2 separate regions of the Homo sapiens genome follow, and region 2 is linked to region 1. Evidence: chromatin loops called from intact Hi-C (ENCODE). Cell type or tissue: Calu3. All regions are shown on one strand. Each heading gives the region's core, and the rest is flanking DNA. Links, peaks and the distances in the headings are about the cores only.

The links. Peaks named below come from ENCODE experiments on the same cell type or tissue, not always from the same donor. Only the 100,000 strongest peaks of a DNase experiment are listed, where the experiment ranks them.
Region 2: a loop joins it to region 1, with 9 times the contacts of the local background. A loop is called at or near these places in 4 of 110 quality-filtered maps.

The regions. Positions count from the first base shown.
Region 1 is chrX:116,201,906-116,210,251 of GRCh38, forward strand. No RefSeq gene overlaps it. Among named protein-coding and RNA genes, the nearest start is that of AGTR2, 35 kb to the left of the region's middle. In Calu3, for the core only: a CTCF peak has its summit at 3,226 (motif pointing right); no DNase peak of the experiment used is centred there.
Region 2 is chrX:116,404,411-116,412,756 of GRCh38, forward strand. No RefSeq gene overlaps it. Among named protein-coding and RNA genes, the nearest start is that of SLC6A14, 28 kb to the right of the region's middle. In Calu3, for the core only: no CTCF peak of the experiment used is centred there; no DNase peak of the experiment used is centred there.

The DNA.
Region 1 (8,346 bases), core at 106-8,105:
TTTTCCACTGAAAAGTCTGCTGCCAGACATTGGAGCTCCAATTTGTGTTATTTTTTCCTTTTCTCTTGCTGAAGATCCTTTTTTAATCCTTGACCTTTGTGAATTTTATTATTAAATGCCTTAAGGTACTCTTCTTTGGGTTAAAACTGCTCAGTGTTCCATAACTTTCTTATACTTGGATATTGATATTTTCCTCTAAGTTTGCAAAATTCTCCGATATTATTCCTCTGTGTATACTTTCTACTCCTCTCTTTCTCTGCCTCCTCTTTAAGGCCAATAACTCTTAGATTTGCCATATTGAGGGTATTTTCTTGACTTTGTAGGCATGCTTCATTCTTTGTATTCTTTTTCACCTCCTCTTACTATGTGTTTTCAAATAGCCTTCTTCAATGTGTCAATTCCATTTTTAACTCTATATTTTCTACCTGATTATTTTTAATTATTTTGATCTCTTTGTAAATTTAACTGGTAGAATTCTGAATTGCCTCTCTGTGTTATCTTGAATTTCTCTGAGTTTCCTCAAAATAGCTATTTTGTATTCTTTTACTGATAGGTCATACATTTCTATTTCTCCAGAATTGGTCCTCGGTGCCTTATTTGTTCATTTGGTGAGGTCATGTTTTCTTGGATGGTGTTGATGCTTGTAGATGTTCATCAGTGTCTGGGTATTGAAGAGTTAGGTATTTATTGTAGTCTTCAACATTTGGGCTAGTTTGTGCCTGTTCTTCTTGTGAAGACTTTCCAGGCAATCAAAGACACTAGGGATCCGTGTCCAATAACACTGTGGTTTTTGCAGACTCGTAGAGGTACCACTTTGGTGGTCTTGTATAAGATTCAGAAGAATTCTCTGGATTACCAGGCAGTGATTCTTATTCTTTTTTCTTACTTTCTCCCAAGGAAACAGTCTTCCCCTCTGTGCTGAACCATCTGGAACTGGAGGTATAGTGATGCAAGATACCTGTGGCCATCAGCTGGGACTTTGCTGGGCCAGACCTGAAGCTAGAACAACACTGTTTCTTGCACAAGGCCCTTCCTTTCATGGTGGTGAGTTTCCCCAGCCCACAGTCATGGCCAGAGATGCTGTCTGGGAGCCAGAAATTGTAGTAGAAAAACCTTAGAAATTTACTCTATGTTCTATTCTACTACAGTTAAGCTGGCACTGAAACCACAATACAAAGTCCTTCCTACTCTTTTCTCCCCTTTCCAAAGGCATAGTAGCCTCTTTCTGTGGCCACCACCATCACTCATCCACAGATTGTTGTGCCAGGCCTCCACTGGTATTCACTAAAATCCCCAAAGCCCTTCTGTCAGCTTGTGGTGAGTGCTGCCAGTCCTTGGACTCAACCTGTAAGCAAATGAGCTCCTGCATAGCCCAGGTCATGTCCAGAAATGCTGCCCAAGTGCCTATCCCTGGACTTGAGTACCCCAGGATCCTGCTTGCTGTTCTTCCCCACTGTGGCTCAGCTGGTACCTAAGGTATAAGACAAAGTCCCCTTTACTTTTCCTTATTTTTCTCAAACAGAAGTCTTTCACTGTCACCACCAGATTTGGGAATGTGGATGGTAACACCTGAAGCCAGCACATCTAAAGCCCAAGGCCCATGTCATATACCCTGGGTTTTGCTACTGGTTGTACAAGTCCCAAGGGCTCCTTGGTCATCAGGTAATAAATCCTGCCAGGACTGTGTCCTTTTCTTTAGGGGAGTAAGTTCCCTTTTGGCCCAGGATTTGTCTAGAAATGTCTGTGATCTAGGGCCTGGAATGTGTCCTCAAAACTCTGCTTGGTGACTTATCCTATTGTGGCTGAGCTGGTATTTAACATGCAAGACAAAGTCCTCTTTACTCTTCACTCCCCTCTCCCTAATCAGAAGGATGGAGTCACTTTCATTGCTGTGTGCTTTACTGCCTGGTTTGGGGGGAAGAATGGCTCAAACAATCCCTTATCCATACCAGCTGGTATGTCCCTAGATCATGGGCCACTCTAGTTCATTGGCTCTAGGCCTAGCTTAGCACTAGGAGTTGCTTACATATTGCAGTCCTTGTGTCCTAGACTATCTTTCAAGTTTAACTAGGGCCACAGAGCACTTCAGCCTGTAGTGGCAAGGCTTGCCAAGAAACTTAAGTTCTGGCCACAAGCATGGGCTATTCCCCACTGGCTAGGTCTGGTCCAAATGTTCCCTTCATGCATGGGCCCTGGCTGAGTCTGGCATGGCTTTATTCTTCACTGTGACTGGGCAGCACTGAGTCCTATGTAAAATCCCCCAGTTGCTGCACTCTCCCTCCCCAAAGCGCATAGATTCTCTCTTCCTGCCACATGGCCACTTCTAAGGGATTGCAATGCCATTGGCAATTCAACCATCTCTCCTGCCCTCCTCAATGTCTCTTTTAGTAATATAAAGTTAAAACCAGGTACTGTGATTGCTCACTTAATTTTTGATTCCTGTGACAGTGCTTTCTTGTGTGTTGATAGTTGTAAAAATTTAGTTTTACAGTGGAAGGTACGAATGATATAGGCTTCTATTCTGCCATCTTGCTTTACTCTCATAATTATACTTTTAATATAGTCTAACAGTAGATGCTAACATGATGATGGAGACATCAGCTAGATGCCAGAATGGAAAGTCCCAGTCATCATTCCTTTAGAGATACTGACTTAACAACAATATATACAATAACTGTATCCCAGGTTAACACAAAGCCTAGAAATGTTGAGACAGGTAACAAGAATCATTTTGCTTTACCATAATTGTTTCTCCCCAAGGTGACATACCTCAACTTAACTCCTGACTTTCTTTTCCTCTGGAGGCAGACGTCGTGAGAAAAGTGGAACATGCATTCAATATTCTGACTTTTGTGGGACTACCCAATATACTTTTTTTTCTTGCATGACTTGGAGTGCTAATGGAAATGTCATGATTTGGATGGCTAGGAGTCATTAACAGAAAGGGAGCATGGAAGTAATTCTCTCTAGCACCAGAGGTTCTGCAATACTGTAGACAGAGGCTGTCAGAGCTTGGCACAATTATAAAAATGTTTCTTAGCCATGGCATTCCCCACAAGGAGAGAGAAGAGTGAAGCATGCATCCCGAGTTCCAGCTTTTTTGAGAGAAGCCTAAAGGACTGGTATCTGTCTCACTATATTTGGGGCACAGATGTGGAACTTGCATACCTTGGATGTCTGGGTTCCACTTAGAACAAAGGAAAGTAGTGTCGCAGTAACTGTAGTGTTAGATACAGACACCAGAGGGAGCTAGAGATTTATAAACAGTGAAAAAAGAAATCAGGAAGCCTCTCTAATTGGGAAATTACACGCAAAAACCCAGAAAAATTGTATCCCTCCAAAAGGTTTCATAGGCACTCAGAATCTCTAGCCAGGTGATTGGTGAAGATATTCTCCTGTATTAAGCCAGTCTGTAGATACCAAAAGATGATTTTTTAACAAATGCACAAAATTCAGGAAAAAATTATAAGGCACATTAAAAATGGAAGTATGCCTCAGGGAAAGGAAACAATAAATCACTAGATATCCCCCCCCAATGGAGAACTATGGATTACCTGAAAATATTCAAAATAATTGTCTTAAAGTAGTTCAATGATCTATATGATAACACAGGTAGACAATAAAAGAAAATTGGGAAAACAATGAATGTACAAAATGAGAATATCAAAAGACGTAAACTATAAAAAAGAATCATAGAAATTCTGAAGCTGAAGAATGCAATAACTGGATTAAAAAATTTACTATAAAGGCTCAACATCAGACTTGATCAAGCATAAGAAAGAATCAGTAAACTTGAGGATCAGTCAATTTTGATTATCTAGTCAGAACAGAAAAAAAAAGAATGAATACAAATAGAAAAAGCCTAAGGGTCTTACAGGTCACACCATCAAGCATACCAATATATGCATGAATGAATTCAGTAAGTCTTAGGTTACAAAGTCAATGTAAACAAATCAGTAACACTGCTACATACAACCACCAACAAAACTGCAAATCAAATCAACAACTCAGCCAGGTGCGTTGGCTCACACCTATAATCTCAGTACTTTGGGAGGCCAAGGCGGATGGATCAAGAGGTCAGGAGATCAAGACCATCCTGGCTAACACGGTGAAAGCCTGTCTCTACTAAAAATACAAAAAATTAGCCAGGCGTGGTGGTGGGTGCCTGTAGTCCCAGCTACTCAGGAGGCTGAGGCAGGAGAATTGCTTGAACCCGGGAGGCAGAGGTTGCAGTGAGTCAAGATCACGCCATTGCACTCCAGCCTGTGCGGCAGAGGGAGACTCCGTCTCAAAAAAAAAAAAAAAAACCACTCAATCCTTTTCTCAATAGCTACAAAAAAATAAAATACCTAGGAATACACTTGACCATGGTGGTGAAAGATCTCCACAAGGACAACTACAAAACAATGTTGAAAAAAATAATAGATTACACAAACAGTTGGAAATACATCCCATGCTCATGAATTGGAAGAATCAATATGATGAAAATGACCATATTGCACCAAGCAATCTACAGATTCAATGCAATTCCCATCAAAATACCAACATCATTTTACTCATTTTACACAGAATTAGAAAAAAAAATCTAAAATTTATATGTAAGCAAAAAAGAGCCTGAATAGCCAAAGCGATCTTAAGCAAAAAGAATCAATCTGGAGGCATCATATTACCCAAGTTCAAATTATACTACAAGAGTATAGTAACCAAAACAGCATGGTTCTGCTGTAAAAGTAAATCCATAGACCCATGGAAAAGGACAGAGAACCCAGGAATAAAGCCAAATACTTACAACCAAATGATATTTCACAAAGCATACAAAAATATAAATTAGGGAAAGGACACCCTACTCAATAAACGGTGCTAGGAAAATTGGATAACCACATGTAGAAGAATGAAACTGAATCCCTCAACTCACCATATATGAAAATTAACTCAAGATGGATCAAAGAGTTAAATGTAAGACCTGAAACAAAAAAAAAAATCCAGAAGAAAACCTAGGAAACACTCTTCTGAACATTGCCCTATGCAAAGAATTTATGATGAAGACCCCAAAAGCAAATGCAACAAAAACAAATACAAGTAAATTGGACCTAATTAAACTAAAAAGCTTCTGCACATCAATATAAAAGATCATTAGAGTAAACAGACAACCCACAGAGTGGGACAAAATATTTGCAAATTATACATCTGACAGAATACTAGTATCCTGAACCTGCAAGGAGCTCAAACAAATCAGCAAGGAAAAAAAAAACAAAACAAAATAATGTCATTAAAAAGTGGGCAAAAAGCATGAGTAGACTTTTCTCAAAAGAAGATGTACAAATGGCCAAATGACATATGAAAAAAATGATTAACATCACTAATCATCAGAGAAATGCAAATTGAAACTACAATGAGATACCACCTTACCCCAACCAGAATGGCCATTATTAAAAAGTCAAAAAACAATAGATGTTGGCATGAATGTAGCGAAAACAAAATACTTATACACTGTTCGTGGGAATGTAAATTAGTACCACCTCTAGGGAAAACAATATGGAGACTTCTCAAAGAACAAAAAGTAGATCTACATTCAAACAAGCAATCCCACTACTTCATATATGCCCAAAGAAAAAGAAGTCATATCACAAAGACACCAGCATTTATATGTTTATCACAGTACAATTTACAATTGCAAAGATATAGAATCAACCTCAGTGCCCATCAACTGATAAGTGAATAAAGAAAATGTATATACACCATGAAGTATTACTCAGCCAGAAAAAAAGAGTGAAACAGTGTCTTTTGCAGCAATTTGGATAGAACTGGAGGCCTTTATTCTAAGTGAAGTAACTCAGAAATGGAAAATCAAATTCTGCATGTTCTCACTTGAAAATGGGAGCTAAGTTATGGGTATGGAAAATCATACAGAGTGATATAATGGAGACTGGATAATCAGAAGTTGGGAGGATGGGAGGAGGGTGAGGGATGAAAAACTACTTATTGGGTACAATGTATAATACTAAGGTAATGACAGGTGCACTAAAATCTGACTTCACCACTCTATAATTCATCAGTCTAACCAAAAACCCCTCATAATCCTAAATCTATAAAATGTCTAGAATAGAATTTTAATGTTCTTGCCACAAAAAAGTGAAAAATTAGTGAGATGGAAAGATTACTTTGAATCGTTCTATAATGTGTACACAGATCAAAACGTCATATTGTACTACATAAATATACATAATTATTATTTGCCAATTATAAATAAATGAATACAATTGAAAAATGCTAAAAAAAAAGAAAATTTCTGACCAATATTTCTGATACCAAAAATCTCCTCAAAATGTTAGCAAATTGAATTCAACAGAAATTTTAAAGATTACATACTGCGATTGAATGGGATTTACCTCTGGAATACATGGATTTATTATTATGATTATTATACTTTAAGTTCTAGGATACATGTGCAACACAACGTGGAGGTTTGTTACATAGGTATACATGTGCCATGTTTGTTTGCTGCACCCATCAACTCGTCATTTACATTATGCATTTCTCCTAATGCTATGCCTCTCCTAGCCCCCCACCCCCCTACAGGCCTCGGTGTGTGATATTCTCCACCCTGTGTCCATGTGTTCTCATTGTTCTGCTCCCAGCTATGAGTGAGAACATGTGGTGTTTGGTTTTTGGTCCTTGTGATAGTTTGCTGAGAATGATGGTTACTGGTTAGTACTTGGATGGGAGGCATGGATGTTTTAACATAAGAAAATCAATCAAAGTACTGACCACATTCATGAGATTAAAAAAAAATGATCATCTTAATTGATGCCGAGAAAGCATTCAACAAAATTCAACACTCTTTCATGATTTTAAAAAACAGAACCAGCTAGGAATAGAAGAAAATTACCTAAACATAATAATGATCATATGCAAAAAGTCCACAGTTAACATCATACTCAGTGGTGAAAAACTGAAAGCTTTTTCTCCAAGTTGAGGAAAAAGGCAATGATGCCTTCTCTTACCATTCCATTCATCATCATACTAGAAGCCATAGCCAGAGTAATTACGCAGCAAATAGACATAAAAGGCATAAAAATTTAAATGACAGAAATAAGATTATCTGTTTTGCATATGATACACTCTTATATGTAGAAACCTTAAATATTCCACAAAATACTCTGTTAGAACTAATAAACAAATTCAGCAAAGTTGCAGGAACAAAATCAACATTGAAAAATTAATTATGTTTCTCTATAGTAACAATAAGCAATCCAAATAGAAAATTCAGAAAATAATTTCACCTACAATAGCATCAAAAAAACACCTGTATGTAGAAATAAACTTAACTAAGAAGCAAAAGACTTATACACCAAAAACTACAAAACATTGCTGAAAGAATTTACAGAAGGCACAAATAAATAAAAATACATCCTGTATTCATGGATTAGATAACTTAATATTGTTAAAATGTCCATCTTACCTATAGCAATCTACAGATTCAATGCAATACTTGTAAAATCACGATGGCATTTCCTTTTGCAGAAATAGATAAAAAGTCATCCTAAAATTCGTATGCATTCTCAGATGACTTAAAATAACCAAAGCAATCTTGGGAAAAAAGAACAAAGCCAGAGCTGAGATTACACACTTCCTTATTTCAAAACATATTACAAAGTTACACTAATCAAGAGTGTGTTACTGGCCTAAAGACAGACATAAAAATTCATGCTACAGCATAGAAAGACCAGAAATAAACTCACACATATATGGGCAACTGATCTTCAACAGGAATGCCAATACCCAATGGGGAAAGGATAGTCTCTTCAACAAATAGCATTGGGAAAGCTATATCCACATTCAAAAGAATAAAATTTGACCCTCTTCTTACATTATATAAAAAATGAACTCAAAATCGATTAAAGACCTAAGTATAAGACCTGAAACTGTAAGACTAGAAAAAAAAAATTTAGGAAAAGATTTAAGACATTGGAATGGGCAATGACTTCAATGTGACAACAAAAGCAGAATAACAAAAACAAAAATAGACAAATAGAAATAACTCTCACTTAAAAACTTCTATGCAGAAAAAGAAACAAGTAAAAAGACAACCTACAGAATGGAAGTAAATGTTTGCCAACTGTGTATTGTATTAGGCGTTAATAATGAAAGTATAAAAAGAATTCTCATAGCTCAACAACAGCAACAAAATAACCTTATTAAAAATGGGCAAAGAACTTGAGTAGATATTTTTCCAAAGATGAGATATAAATGGTCAACAAGTACATGAAAAGATACTCAACATCATTAATTATCAGTGAAATGTAAATCAAAGCTACAATGAGATATTATCTCACATCTGTTAAG
Region 2 (8,346 bases), core at 271-8,270, 200 kb after region 1:
TTAACTAATATTTTATTGCATCCTCAGGATTTATTGTAAGCTTTTCCATTGAAAACAATACCCACTATAACTCCACTATCCTCACTCATATTAGATGATCATACCTTCTATTTTTCGCAAAAGATTGAGGCAATCTGATGTAAAATTTTTCAGTATATCTCTTTCATGATCCCATTGCTTCTTTACATTTCCTCTATTAACAACTATTTTAGGTCTTTAAATCTCCTCTTTCCCACCCAACTCAAAAGAAAAATGAGCCCCTTTCTTTCCAAAGTTAGTTCCTCTATCTTTACCCTTATTCACTCTTACTTCCTTTAGGATCATGCTCCTCTCTCTCTGGAATGTTCAATTTCTTCATCTGTATTGGTGTCTTCTTCTTTATGTATAGTTCTAATCAATGATTGCTCATCCTAAAACAACATCAAATGAAGCAAAACAAAACGCTGATAAGGCATTACTAGTCCCTGAAGCTGCCACCCATCTTCTTATACAATAATGCCAATAACAACAATCATTTCTGATAAGAGCTCCTGATGCTGAGCTAAGTGCTTTAAACATTGCTTCATTTCAGCCTCACCAACACCTCCTGTGGAGTGGAGTGTTTTTGTCCCATTTTACAGATGAGGAAACTGAGGTTTTGGTTTAATATTTGTTCTACTTCCTAGTAGTCTATTTATTCCTCAGCTTCTTCTAATCTTAATTCTACTCTACCCATTCTAATGAAGCAGCTTTGTCAATGATTTACTAATTTCAAATTCAACAGGCTTATCCAGTTATCAATTTCACTGCTGCATTTGCTTTTTATTTGATGCTGTCTACTGAGACCTTTGATGTGGGCATTCCTGTGGGCATTCCTGAGGGCTTTGTCTTTGGTCCTTTTCTCTTCTTACACTTTCACAGTTATTAATTAATGTCACTGATCTAAGTGATTATAACCTGTATGTCTCTATCCTAGACCTCTCTTTTGAGCTCTAGCTCCATGTATTCCATTATCTAGTAGACATTTCTACCTACATATACCACAGATACCACAAACACAAACAAGTCAAAACTAAACAAACCTCTCCTCTTCAACTTCCCCTTCTTTATCCAAAAAAGTCTCTCCTCCTTTTGATTTCCTTTGGGCCAGTCTCCTAGTTTGCCTCTCCACCTCTAGGTGTACTTGCCCAGGGACACAGGTGTGAGAAGAACCTTCTTAAAGCTTATCTCTGATTATTTCACCCCTCCTGTTTAAAATCCTTTCATGTATTTGCATTCCAATCCAAACAAACTAAAACTCCTTATGTGTTCCAGGACATTCACAATTTGTCTATTTTACATTGTTTATACTCTCAGTTCCTGGTTTTCAAACCTGAATTTATATAAGAGCCAACTGAGATCTTATAAAATATTGATATTTGGGGTTCACCACAAACCAAATAAATTGGAGTCTCTGGGTTGGGATTGGCACCTGTAGTTTCAAACACTTTTCAGGTGATTCTAATGTGTAGCTGGGCTTGAGGACTTCTCTAAGCCAACTGCACTATGTTTTTTTTCTGCATTTGGCCCATGCCTCTTGTTTCTCTACACTTGCTTATACTTTCTCTTTGACAGATACCCTCTGTGGCCACAGTCAACATTTTTTGAGGTATAATTAACAGAGTAACATGAAAACATTTTAAGTGTTCAGTTTGACAAATTTTAAAAATTATTTACACCCATATAACCACCACACAAAATAAGACCATTTTATCCCTGCAGGAATTTCACTTGTGCCCTTTTCCAATTGGTTTTCCTCCCTCCCAGCAACCACTTTTGGGCTTCTAACAATAAAGATTTTGCCTGTTCTTATACTTCATAAAATTGCAACCATATTGTGTGTACTATTCTTTGTTTGATTTCTTTCAGTAAAATGCCTGAGATGTATCTTTGTTATTGTACATACAGCAGTTGATTATTTCTGAGTAGTATTCAATTGTGTGAATATACCACAGTTTTTGTATTCATTTTTTGATTGAAGGACAACATTAGGCTGTTTTGATACATTCACTATTTGAAGCTGTATAAATTCCTCAAGGCCCACTCCAAATGCTAATTTTGTCATGAAGTCTTTTCTCATTTCCCAGTTATAAGTGATCTCTCTTTACCGTGACCTCCCATAGCATTTTGTGCCTGTCCCAGACAGTGCAGAATGTATAAGAATCAGATAGAGCTGTGTTTAAAATATGTCTCTATCACAAACTGGCTGATCATATATAACTCAGTGTATTTTTTTTTTTTTTTTTTACTGCTACAGTAACACATTGCTACAAATTTACTGACTTAAAAATAACACTAATTTATAATCTTACAGTTCTGGAGGTCACAAGTCTGACACGAGTCTTGCTGGGCTAAAATCAAGGTGTCAGGAGGGCTGCATTCCTTTTTGTATGCTCTGTGGAAGTATATGTTCCCTTTCCTTTTTCAGCTCTTAGAGACTGTCCATTTTTCTTGGCTTGGACTCTCCTTTCTTTTCTCACATTGTATCACTCTGAACTTTTTCTCTGCCTCCCTCTTCCACTTTTGAAAACAATTGATTATTATTGCATATACTTGTGGGGTACAATGTGATGTTTATATACATACATTGTGGAATGATAAATCAAGCTAATTAATATATCATTGCCTCACATGCTGATCATTTTTTTGTGGTGAGAACATTGAAAAATCACTCTTTTAGAAATTTTCAAGTACACAGTACAGTATTGTTGACTGTAGTCACCATACTGTACAATAGAGCACCAGAATGTATTCCTCCTAACTGAAACTTTGTACTCTCTGATTAACTCTAGCCATTTCTTCCCTGCCCCACTGCCCCAAATCCATGATAACTACCATTCTACTCTCTGCATTGTTTGACTTTTTTAGATTCCACATGTAAGTGAGATTATGCAGTATTTGTCTTTCTGTACCCGGCTTATTTCACTCAGTATTATGTCCTCCAGGTTCATCTATGTTGTCACAAAAGACAGGATTTCCTTCTTTGTTAAGTTGAATAGTATTCTATTGTGTACATGTATCACTTTTTTTATCCATTCATCCATTGATGAACATTTAGCTTGTGATTACATTAGGCCCGTTTATATAATCCAGGACTGGCAACCTTAATTCCCTCTGTAATCCTTAATAGCCCTTTGCGACGTAACATATCATATTCACAGGTACCAGAGGTTAAAATGCAGATGGATATCTTTGGGAAGGTAGCATTATTCTGTCTACCATATTCAGTTAAATCCTGGGTTTGTTTCCTTATCTAGAAAATGAGATGAATGCTGCCTACTTTATAGGATTGTAGTGAGGATAAAATTAAATCAGCTAACATATGTAAATTGCCTAGCACAGTTCTTGGAAAAACACAGCAGTGTTATTGATTGAACAAATATTTGAGACCCTACTTTGAGCTAGGCACTACTGTTTGTGCAGGTAATGCAATAATAAAACAGACCAAATATCTGCTTTATGTAGTTGACATTTTAGTTGGCTGAGACAGGTAATAGCCAATTAAATAGCAAATATATAGAATTTTAGAAAGTGAAGTGATGTGGAGAAAAATAAAGCAGAGTACAGGGATAGAAAGAGATAGATGTTATTTTATATCAGAGGATCATAGACAGCCTCTCTGATAAGGTGATATTTGAACAAAGTCCTAAAGTAGGTGAGGCAGTGAGCCACAGTGATATCTGGATATCTGAAGAGTGAATGTTATAGGCAAAGGGAACAGCAAGTACAAAGATCCAGAAGTGGAGCAGGTCATCCCAGTGGGCTGTATTGGGGTCCTGAAGGAGGTGAAAGGTAGGAGGTGAGGACAAAGAAATAGTGGAAATTATTATGATTATTCTATTGTCTTCTGCCTTACCACTTTGTAGGGTGCTTTGAGGGCATGAACTTTATCTTTTTTGTGATGAGAACTGTAAAAATTTACTCTCAGCAATATTGAAATGTAACAATATTCAGTTATAAAGTATATTCAGCACGTTATCAATCTTTAAAATAAAATCAAACATTCCTGTCTTTTTGGTGTTGCATGCCTCTCAGCTTAGCACAATGCCCAACACATGGTAACTGTTCAAGGTAACTTTGTTATATGGACTGTTATTATACATACTACCTACATAAGTCATGTTTAAATAAGTCACTTGGTTCTCCTATTCCTTTATTAACCTTAATTATGTTTAGTCATATATCATAGAAAGAAAATGTTCTCCCACCCAGCTGTATAACCCACTACTCTCCATTTTGGTGAATGACTTTGCATAGGAAAAACCACCTTTTCTTTCCACTTGTAGATTCCTGGAGGTTGTCTGAGCCTGAATGACTGAGTATATTTAAATTTCTTGCCAAAGAGTAGCCTCAGGCTGTGTTAGTTGCTTTACCTATTTATTCAAAGGGTCCCAGATGAAGACAGAATATTTATTAATCAGTTTTGTCTGTGCCTCAGAGTCACATGCTCCAGCCCTTTGCATTATTTCATTAGTTATCTTGTTCTCTGCATAACATTTTCAGAAATTTCTAGGAAGCCGGGAGCATTTTCAGAATTTTCTGGGCAGACTTGGAAGTATTGGAAATTTTAACTTTACATCAGCCCTGCCAGAACTTGTCTATAGCTAGAGTTGTCAGTCAAAACACAAGATACCTTGTTAAATGTGAATTTAGTATAAATAAAAATAATTTCTAATGTAAACATACCCCGAATATTATATTCAACATATTTATACTAACAAGAGTTTATTTGAAAATTTACCTGACAACGTTATCTGTAAATTGAATTCCTGAAACTTCTGCATCTACCTTGGGACTACTATAACTGTGACTACTTCAGATCTAGTCCTAGAATTGCCCATATTTACTATTTCCATGTTTTCTAATTCATACTCTTATCAACTAACTCGTCAGGCTTTGTTGCTACCATAAACTGAAGTTAGTCTGGTTAATATTCTCAATGACTTCCACAGTGCAAAGTCCATTGATTCATTCTCAGCCCTCAGAAGCGTTTGCTCAGTTGATCACTCCTTTCTCCTTGTTGCACTATATTCCCTTGGTTATATAACACCACCCCCTCCTGGTTTTATTTCTATATAGTAGGTTGCTCCATGTTCATTTCCTTTGCTGGCTCCTTCTCATCTATCCTACCTGTCAACATTGAAGGGATACCATATTTCTCAGCAGCTCAGTCCTCATATCTCTGATCTCTGTTCTCACTCTCCTGTTGATCTTATCCTCTATCACAGTTTTAAATTTCATTTATATGTTAATGAAATGTTGACAACTTCAAATTTATATCTTTATCCCAGACTTCTCCACAGAGCTCCAAATTCACATGTACAATGCCTACTCAAAACCTCCACTTGAATGTATAATAGGCATCTCAAAGTAAACACATCAAAAATGAAACTCCTGTTCGTCTACCTTGCCTCACATAGCCCCACTCCTCCCACAGTTTTTGCCATCTCAATTATTGGGGAGCTCCATCTTTCTAGTCTTTAAGCTTTGGCTCATTTATTTCACTCTTATTTCACAACTAATACCTTATAAATCACATGGACATTTTCCTTAAGATTTATCCAGATTCTGACTACTTCTCACTGTCTCCACTGTTACCTTCTTGGTCCACCAGCTGTTGGCTAAATTATTATAATAGCTTTGATATGGTTTGGCTGTGTCCCCACACAAATCTCATCTTGAATTGTAGCACCTATAATTTCCATGTATTATTGGAGGGACCCAGTGGAATATAATTGAATCATGCTGTTCTCATGGTAGTGAATAAGTCTCATGAGATCTGATGGTTTTAAAAGAGATTTCCCCTTCCACTTGGCCCTCATTCTCTCTTGCCTGCTACCATGTAAAACATGGCTTTGCTTCTCCTTTTCCTTCTGTCATGATTGAGAGGCCTCCCCAGCCATGTGGAACTGTGAAGTCCATTAAAACTTTTTCTTTTATAAGTTTCCTAGTCTTGGGTGTGTCTTTATTAGTAGCATGGGAACAGACTAATACAGTAATTTGGTACCAGTAGAGTGGGATGCTGCTGTAAAGATACCCAAAAATGTGGAAGCGACTTTGGAACTGGATAACGGGCAGAGATTGGAACAATTTGGAGGGCTCAGAAGAAGACAGGAAAATGTGGGAAAGTTTGGAACTTCCTAGATACTTGTTAAATGGCTTTGACCAAAATGCTAATGATATGGACAATGAAATCCAGGCTTGGGTGGTCTCAGATGGAGATGAGGAACTTGTTGGGAACTGGAATAAAGGTGACTCTTGCTATGTTTTAGCAAAGAGATTGGCAGCATTTTGGCCCTGCCCTAAAGATTTGTGGAACTTTGAACTTGAGGGGGATAATTTAGGGTAGCTGACAGAAAAAGTTTCTATGCAGCAAAGCATTCAAGAGGTGACTTTGGTGCTGTTAAAAGCATTCAGTTTTAAAAGGGACACATAGCTTAAAAGTTTGGACATTTTGCAGCTTGATGATGTGATAGAAAAGAACAACTCGTTTTCTAACGAGAAGTTCAAGCTGGCTGCAGAAATTTGCATAAGTAATGAGGAGCCAAATGTTAATCTCCAAGACAATGGGGAAAATGTCTTCAGGGCATGTCAGAGACCTTCTAGGCAGCCCCTGCCATCACAGGCCCAGAGGCCTAGGAGGAAAAAATAATTTCCTGGGCTGGGCCCAGGGTCCCTGTGCTGTGTGCAGCCTAGGGACTTAGTGTCCCGCATCCCAGCCACTCCAACTGTGGCTAAAAGGGGCCAAGATACAGCTTGGATTGTGTATTCAGAGGGTGCAAGCCCCAAGCCTTGGCAGCTTCGTGATGTTGAGCCTGCTGGAGCACAGAAATCAATAAGTAAGGTTGGGGAACCTCTGCCTAGATTTCAGAGGATGTATGAAAACGCCTGGATGTCCAGGCAGAAATTTGCTGTAGGGGCAGGATCCTTACGGAGAACCTCTGCTATGGCAATGCAGAAGGTAAACGTGGGGTTGAAGTCCCCACACAAAGTACCCACTGGGGCACTGCCTAGTGGAGCTGTGAGAAGAGGGCCACCGTCCTCCAGACCCCAGAATGGTAGATCCACTGACAGCTTGCACTGTGTGCCTGGAAAAGCTGCAGACAGTCAATGCCAGCCCATGAAAGCAGCCGGGAGGGAGGCTGGATGCTGCAAAGCCACAGGAGCGGAACTGCTCAAGACCATGGGAACCCACCTCTTGAATCAGCATTGCATAAATGTGAGACATGGAATCAAAGGAGATAATTTTGGAGCTTTAAGATTTGACTGCCCTGCTGGATTTCAGACTTGCAAGGGGCATGTAGCTCCTATGTTTTGGCTAATTCCTCCCATTTGGAATGGCTGTATTTACCCAATGCCTGTACCCCCAGTGTATCTAGGAAGTAACTAACTTGCTTTTGATTTTACAGGCTCATAGGTGAAAGGGACTTGCCTTATCTCAGATGAGACTTTGGACTGTGAACTTTTGAGTTGATGCTGAAATGAGTTAAGACTTTGGGGAACTGTCGGGAAGGCATGGTTGGTTTTGAAATGTGAGGACATGAGATTTGGGAGGGGCCAGGGGCAGAATGATATGGTTTGGCTCAGTCCCCACCCAAATCTCATCTTAAATTGTAACTCCCACAATTCCCATGTGTTGTGGGAGGAACCTGGTGGGAGTTAATTGAATCATGGGGGTGGGTTTTTCCTGTGCTGTTCTTGTGATGGTGAATAAGCCTCATGAGATCTGATGACTTTAAAAAAGGGAGTTTGCCTGCACAAGCTCTTTTCTCTTGTCTTCCCCCATGTGAGACGTGCTTTTCACCTTCTGCCATGATTGTGAGGCCTCCCCAGCCAGGTGAAATTGTAAGTCCAATAAACTCTTTCTTTTGTAAATTGCCCAGTCTTGGGTATATCTTTATCAGCAGCATGAAAACAGATTAATACAAGGGTTGAACTAGTGATTTTAAAGGTCTCTTAGAACCCTAATTTTTTTGGCTTCTAGGAGAGTAATTCCCAACACCAATAGTACTTGAGCAGTTTTCCTGCAGACCGGAACTGTCCTTTACTCTCTAGCAAGCTTTTTGAAAAATTCAAAAAGAGAGGGTATTTATAACCTCTTCTTTACCATTTCTAAATCATCAGTTCAACATTTTGATAAGTCAACATTTATTGAGAAATTTTAAAATTGTCCAGATATTCCAATGTTGATGCTATACCTTAATATATTAGCAAAGGGTGAACTTCATATCTTTTTTAACTGACCACTTATTTTATGGGAATATTGATTTGGGTTGTTTGATAAAAATGTGAGTGGTCTCATCCTACAGAAGCAGATATCAAGTGTTA